Regions from separate parts of the Homo sapiens genome. Here all the other regions are linked to region 3. The links are chromatin loops, found by intact Hi-C in ENCODE. Cell type or tissue: GM12878. All regions are shown on one strand.

The links. Peaks named below come from ENCODE experiments on the same cell type or tissue, not always from the same donor. Only the 100,000 strongest peaks of a DNase experiment are listed, where the experiment ranks them.
Region 1: it touches region 3 in a loop (6-fold over the local background); 3 of 110 quality-filtered maps call a loop at or near these places.
Region 2: a loop joins it to region 3, with 3 times the contacts of the local background. A loop is called at or near these places in 3 of 110 quality-filtered maps.

The regions. Positions count from the first base shown.
Region 1 is chr3:31,130,915-31,133,414 of GRCh38, forward strand. No RefSeq gene overlaps it. Among named protein-coding and RNA genes, the nearest start is that of MIR466, 30 kb to the right of the region's middle. In GM12878, a CTCF peak has its summit at 1,440 (motif pointing left); a DNase peak (open chromatin) is centred at 1,417.
Region 2 is chr3:31,244,592-31,247,091 of GRCh38, forward strand. No RefSeq gene overlaps it. Among named protein-coding and RNA genes, the nearest start is that of MIR466, 84 kb to the left of the region's middle. RefSeq lists an enhancer at 950-1,019. In GM12878, a CTCF peak has its summit at 963; DNase peaks (open chromatin) are centred at 575 and 1,009; H3K4me3 peaks cover 457 bases; H3K27ac peaks cover 2,442 bases.
Region 3 is chr3:31,447,596-31,450,095 of GRCh38, forward strand. No RefSeq gene overlaps it. Among named protein-coding and RNA genes, the nearest start is that of STT3B, 84 kb to the right of the region's middle. RefSeq lists a silencer at 1,074-1,252. In GM12878, a CTCF peak has its summit at 1,120 (motif pointing left); a DNase peak (open chromatin) is centred at 1,216; H3K4me3 peaks cover 654 bases; H3K27ac peaks cover 2,098 bases.

The DNA.
Region 1 (2,500 bases), 320 kb before region 3:
CTCCCTTATGTAGTTTTTTAAGGCAGGCTCTTTGGATCACTTAATTCTGTTCCAAAACTTGCCTCTGTCCTGCCGACAACTCCAAACTTTTCCCATTAAATTCCTGTTGGTTAAACACTTTTCTTGTCAAGTCCTCACTAAAAGATTTCAAATCCAGCTGAAAGAATTCCTTTGACTGCATAGAGAACTACTTCCTTCCCTGATACAACATGGGTCCAACGGCAATAGCCAGTGCCTATTTTAGGTGGGCTGCAGACCTTGAAACTTTCCAAATGTAAAATGTACCTAGATACAAGGATTTCTATGTATTACTAGAAAAAGTATGCCCTAGTAATACCCTTTGTTCTTTGCAGCATGACACCTAAATTACTTTATTCCAGCATAGTGCCTGACACATAAAATATGTTCAATATATGATGCAGAAGGAAAGAGAAAGAAAAACAGTAAGAAAGGGTGGAAGGGCAACATGAGACTAAGTATCTCTTTGTAGTCCAGAAGTCTCTTTTGCTTTTTTCAAAATTAACTTCTTTGGCAAAATATTCTGTAAAATAATTATTCTAAAATCAAAAAGAAAACCCACATATTACAGCCTCTTCTTGGATATTTGCACATGACACTATTAAAAGTGCTGGGAAGTCCTGCATCAGAGAAACATGTTTGATTCTGTTTCTTCCAGAGTATTCCATGGAATTCTCCTCTATGAATCCTTTTATTATAATCTATTCACATCCTACAGGACCAGTGTCTGTCAGAGGACACTTTGGCAAATGTAGCTTTAACTCAACTAGATATGATTTAGAGACTGCCAATGTAAACTGTTCCCTGCAAAGAGCTTCTGAAACCATAATTATCAACTACATAAATGCCTCTGAGCCTGCACCAGGATCATCCTGATTAAAATACTTGCTCATATGAAGTTAAGAGCATATGAACTATTATACTATAAATTTTGTGCATCCTAAATATACCCTGAGCCTTTGTTGGGAGGATGCTGTTGAGGATGCTGGCAGCTAAAGTCATGCCAGGCAGTATGGTTACAGTCAATGGGTGTGTAATGTTCCATTCTGGGGGTCATTAAAAATGAACCACATGATTGAGAGACACATTTATTTTTGTATCGTATGATCCTGGCATTCAGTTCCATTCTGCGTCATGAATTTAACACAGCCAAACAAAGCATTGATTACTCCCTTCAAATTCAGTTGGAGCCTGCCATGTTTAATGAGAGGGAAGCAAGAGATTATTGAGACCACAGTTTGCCAATGTCAGTTAGCCAATGATAAAGGCAATCTGAGCCTATATTACACAAAAAAGAATGGAAAGTTGGCCTGCTTGTGGTGTCCCTCATGCCACTGGGAGGGAGGCAAGTATATGACTTCTCAGATTTTTTTTTTTGTCACCAGATGAATAGTCTACCTGTTACCTCAGTGTGAGGATGGACTGACATCTAGTGGATAACCAGGTGATTGATATTTTTGTTATAAATTGCACTGTAGAAATGAGTAAGCTGCATAACAACGGTACTTGAGAAGGTAGAGTTTAAATAAAATTTGAATTATAAATATAGACTTTTTCCTCATGGTTGAGACCAGTTAATTAAATTTGTATTTAAAGTTAATATTATATTTTGAAGATGTTTCCCATTAACAATACTGTCCCATTGTCTTATGAAATAGTGGTCCATAATTAGACACCTACCAAAATTAACAACTATATATGTAAAGACAAATAACATAATGCCAGAAACACCCAAAAGATGGCATGGAAGGATTTTTATTTTATACATTTTTGGAAAAGAAAAATGTCTATTTCTCAAACACACATGCGTCAGTAGATTGTAGCCACCTGCCAGTAAGGAATTTAAGAATTTTAAGAAATTTGGCTAATAATTTACAAAGCTGAGTACAGTTGTCTCATGTGCTACTCTGATGGGGGAGAGAAGGGCAAAAGATAAGGTTTATGTGTCCAGTTTCCCTTGTATCATTGGTCAAGAGCATCTGTGATATTGATCTTACTTTTCTGGTTTATTGAATGATACCTTGTAGGAAGTAATTAGTGTTAAGATGTGAGGAGAAAAAGAGACAACATCTGTCTCTTCAATTCTTGAAGTGTGAACCAACTGAGAAATAAATTAAAGAAGTAAATTAGACAAAGATTTAAAAATACAAGTTTTATGCTTGGTAAAGCAGATTGAAGAATGCTGTTCAAACTCTGCCCAACATAGATCTTTCTAATACTGCCTTTTCCTCCTGGATTAAATGTATTCTGAAATAATTACAGTGCTTCTGTCCAGTTCTTATCTAGTGTCTATGTTCTCCAGAATTGTATGAATTTCTAACAACCTCTATATTTATCCTTCTCTAATATACAGTGGTAAAACATTATCAAAAACTTGGAAATAAGGTAAAGGGAAAGTAGGGTGTTTTCTCAATGCCATACTAGAATTTTGCTGAATAGGCCTACACAAAGGATTGTTTAATTTTCTAGGAGAATGTATCTG
Region 2 (2,500 bases), 200 kb before region 3:
GAAGATGTGATGGGAAAAGAGATTTAATTTTGGCCTTAGACAAAAAATGGAGCCAATCGAAAAAGGGAAAGAGTTCAAGAAAATTAAAAATGCAATTAAAGATAAAAAGATAAATAAGAAATTGGTAAATAGAATGAGGATAAGAGACCTAACTTATACATAATTGGTGATACCAAGAGAAAATCACAACAGTTTAAGCAGAAGCTAAAATCAAGCCCCAACACTGGAATACAATGGAGCAAATTTATAAAGTTTCGAAGAAAAGTGTATGATCCAATAATTCTCCCCAAAGTAGGTTGTCAAAAGAAATATACTCTTAGACAGTAAACTGTACCCATTATCTATTGCCACAATAATGCTGCAAAGCAAGCAACCACAAAATCTCCGTGAGATAAAACAATAAACATTTATTTTTGTTCACAAGATTATGAGTTGTCTGGGGATTTCTGCAGATCTGAGCGGGGATACTTCACATGACTGTGGCCTTGTCCAGACAATTAGATTCACCTGACTGATCTCTATTTCTCTCGTCCTCCATCATCTTAGCTTGGTCTCAGAGTGGTAGCAGGGATACAAAGTTACTGGGTAGAGGAGGTAGATATGAGGAGGCTAATAAGGAGGACCATCAAAGCAATAATTCTCCTTGTGAATGCCCTCCAGCTATAGACCACCAGGAACACATCTAAAAATGTTGGGTTTATTACTCATTTCAGTGAGGGAGAATTCACACCGTGGGAAACCTTGAGTCTTGTTAGTGAGAGGGCATTACAAAGCATTTGTAGGATTTGTGTTTTGTGTTAAGTGATTTTAGTGTGTAGGGCTTTGGTTTGGATTGGCTGATGTCCAGAAGCAGGGGTATCTTATGAATGGGTATCTTAATAAATCTTATCTATCTAGAATGTGGGAAGACCAGAAAAGATTAACGCTGTACTTGGTAAAGAAGCAGCAATCCCTTGTATTAGCCATGAGAGGGGGATGGTTGGTCACTTCTGTGGCTTGTACAATGTACATGTTTTGTTGTGTTCAGACATGGTCATGAAGTGGTCTTGTCTTTGTCATGCTCCACCATCATCACAGAGTAGCCTGGTCTGACACTGATGCTCTGTGAAGTTATTTTCAACAGGAGAGCACTAAAGTCTAGCTGTGATGCCAGCCGGCTCCAAGAGGTCAGGCTGCTTTTCTTCTCATGTCACACACACACTCCCAGTTGGTTACCCTGGCAATTTTACTTAATGCTTTCATTCATCATAGCAAGAGGTGATTCAAAATAAATGAACTTGATTTTTTTTTTAAAAAAAAAAAAGCTTTGGTATAAAAGCACCAACAGTAAACACAGAACCCAGTTAAACACAGAGCTATATCTAAATGAATATTATAAATATGGTTATAATATATCAAAAGCGATCATGAAATGAGACATATAAGCCATATAATAATAGTTTAATAATAAGAATTTAGGTATAACCCCCAAATTATATTAACAAGAGTAAAGAATGAAAAATGGAGAGTAGGAGAAAGTTGAAATGTAGAGCATTTCTCATTTTAGAGAATGGGAGGTCAAAAGACAATGGTTCTTTTTCTTTTTTTTTTTTCCTCTATCAAGTTTGGAGAAATAAAGGTGCCATACGTTTTTGAAAAACTTAATGAAAACTACTTGTAGTGCTAATAAACAGAATGTGTACCTTCCAAATGATTACAGAAAATAAAAGCCACCCCTAAAAAATTGTAGCATCAGACAGAAAACAAAGAAACTAATCAAAAGCATTTTTTAAGCATAAAACAAAATGGCTGAAATAAGACCAAAAGTCTTACTCATTCATTTGTCTTCCCTCCTTTTCTTACCCCTGCTCTTGCCTTAGACCAGGCCCTGATCTGCTCTCTGTCTTCTAAAATACAGCATACAGCCTCCTAATCAGCCTCTCTCCCTCAGATCAGATCTTTGCAGAGCAGAGGCTGCACTCATGCTATCATTTGTAGAGTGGGGACATTGGCAAACTGTTGATTACAGGTGTGCAATGAGGAGAGAACAGAGATTAAGACAAGCATGTGAAGCTTTTGTAGCAATTTGACAAGCTATTTTGTGTCTGTTGAAACTAATAATTAATAATTGGTGCTTGCATTTTGTACCTTTTTATTACATTTTTCTAGTAACTCATTTTTTATTATAGTTTCTAAAAATATCAGTCTGTAATATATGAGAAAAGGCAGAAAACAGCTGGTCCTTCACCACGGATGGTTTGAGAAGCCCAGAGCATATCTAAGTGAATTCCATGGAATCTGTCACTTCTCTGCCCACAAACATTCAGTGGCTCCCTCCTGTTCCTAACAATGATTCTTCTTTTCCTGCCTCCACACTATTCCTATGGGCAACATTGCCTATCAGTCATGCCTCTTATTATACAGGGATTCTCAAAGGGAGAGGGCAGAGACGAAAATCTCAAACCTGGAAGGAAAGCAGTAGGAATGTGCACTTTGAAACATAAAACCCTAAAGATTTGGA
Region 3 (2,500 bases):
GGAAACACTAAAATCTAGGAAGGAGAAGGAAAATGTGCAGCTTCTGTGGCTAGGATTGGCCCGGAACTGGTAGTGAATCCCTCAGTACAGGGGAAGGTGAGTGAGTGTCTTCCTACAATTTACCTTCTCACTTGGGAACTGTACTATCCAAGCCATAGGAGAAACACTTTGAGTCTTCTAAGCCCTGATTCTGACTTGGGAGCAGCCAGGAGACTGTAGGAAGGAACCCCAAGGAGGGAACACACTTTGGGTCTCACACTCTTTCTGGGACCTGAGGAGCTACAATAAAACACCATTCTTGATCCTTGCTTTTAACAGACTATGCTCAGTCCTGGAAACCAGTGGCACCAGTCCCGGGCATTGGGGAAACTCAGGCTGCTGCTTCCAGAGTGGGGCATGGGGCCTAGGTAGGGGTGTGGGGGAGGCTTTTGCAAACGGGACTGAGAAGCAAGTGTGCTGTGGGCTGCAGCTGCTGGTGCTACATGTGGACAACTCCTCCACTTGTCCTGAGTAAGACAAGAGTTGCTGCAGAAACTTGGACATGAGCTGGGAAGAGGGCCCCCATGGCCCAGCGCTGAGTTCCAGGCTAGGCATGAACTACCAGGTCTGACTGAACAGCCAGGATGGGGGAGGGATCCCCCAGCTGCAACAGCCAGGATGGGGGAGGGAGCCCCACAAGCACTGGGGCATGAAAAGGACATAAGTCCCCCAGCTGCTGGCCAAGGCTGTGGCTGCTGAGACTGCTGGGACTGGCCACCCCCACCACATGGTAAGACCTCACTGTAGTGGTGGTTGCCCCTCACCCAAGCATTTCTCCAGGGCCCAAGGATCAACCCACCTCACCCCCAACTCCTCATCACAGCTAGTCCATGCACTCATCATTGGGGGACCTGTGCACAAGTTTGCCTGGTCTGGCTCTGCTTGGCTTCACCCCACCCTCTGAGACAGAGTGCAGGATCCATGGTCCTGGGGGTTCCATAACCCAATCCACCACCTGGGGCACCTAAGCATTTATCCTGGGGGACAGAGGCTGGACACAAACAACATATCACTACCACCTCAAGTATCTGCAGGTGCTTGCTTCTACCTGCAAGCACCACCTAGTGGCCTGGAAGCCAGCCTGCATGGCCCAGAAGCCAGCCTGCATGGCCCATTGCAACTGCCAACACAAAAGCACAGCACTTGGGAATCAGAAGAGCATCTCACCACTACTGCTACCACCATTGCCCACATCATGTGGCTGCCCAGGAACCCAAGAGCCTACTCACCCAACCAGTCCACCACTACCACAACCAGCATTGAGAAAGGCACCCAGAGCCCAAAAATCAGCCTGCTTGGAACCACCAACACAAGTATCAGAATACACTGCCACAGAACACAAGGATAGACATGCTTAGCCCCACTGAAAGCTAAAGACAGACCAATCTGGCATTCCAGACCCTAGCACAAGTTCACCACAGCCTCCACCAATAACCGCACCCTAACACACCAAGGAAACCACAGATACCACTGATGCTATTTATAGCCAATGAAATTATAGTAGTCTTCCCTACTCCATGCACCCAAAAGCAAACCCAACCAACATCATAGTCACATATTCAGGAAAAAGCCCCCCCAGTGAAGGAAAATTCAAAAATAAAGAGAAGCAAATGCTGTAAAGACATAAGAAACATGAAAAAGCAATATGACATCCTCAAAGGAACACAATAATTCTCCAGCAATAGATCCTAACCAAAAAGCAATCCTCAAAATGCCAGATAAAGAATTCAAAATATTTATTTTTAAAAGTTCAATGATGCAAGAGAAATATGAAAAGCAATACAAAGAGCTCAAAACTCAATTCAGGAAATAAGTGAAAAATTTATCAAAGAGATAAATATCTTTTTGAAAAAAACAGACATTCTGGAACTGAAAAAGTCATCAAAGCAAGAACAAAATACAATCGAAAGTTTCAAAAATAGACTAGGCCAAGCAGAATAGAGAATTTCAGAACATGAAGACAAATATTTTGAAATAATCTAGTCAGGCAAAAAATAAAGAAAAAAGATTTTTTAAAAAATGAACAAAGCCTTTGAGATACTTGGGACTACAAAAAGCAACTGAATGTATTAATTGTTAGTATCCCTGAGGGTAAAGAGAAATTGAAAGGCTTAGAAAACCTACTTAACAAAGTAATAAATGAAAACTTCACAATTCTAGGAAGAGATTTAAATATCCAGATATAGGAGTCTCAATGATCCCCAGAAAATACAATGCAAAAAGTACTTCACCATGGCCTATTGCAATTCAGGCTGTCTAAAGTCAAAGTGACAGTACAAATTCTAAAGTCAGCAAGAGAAAAACATTTTATCATCTATAAAGGAAACCCTCTATCTGACTAAAAGCTAATTTCTCAGCAGAAACTTTACAGACCAGGAGAAAATGGGATGATATATTCAAAGCACTAAAAGAAAAACACTGTTAGCCAAGGATACTATGTCCAGAAAATTTATCTTTCATA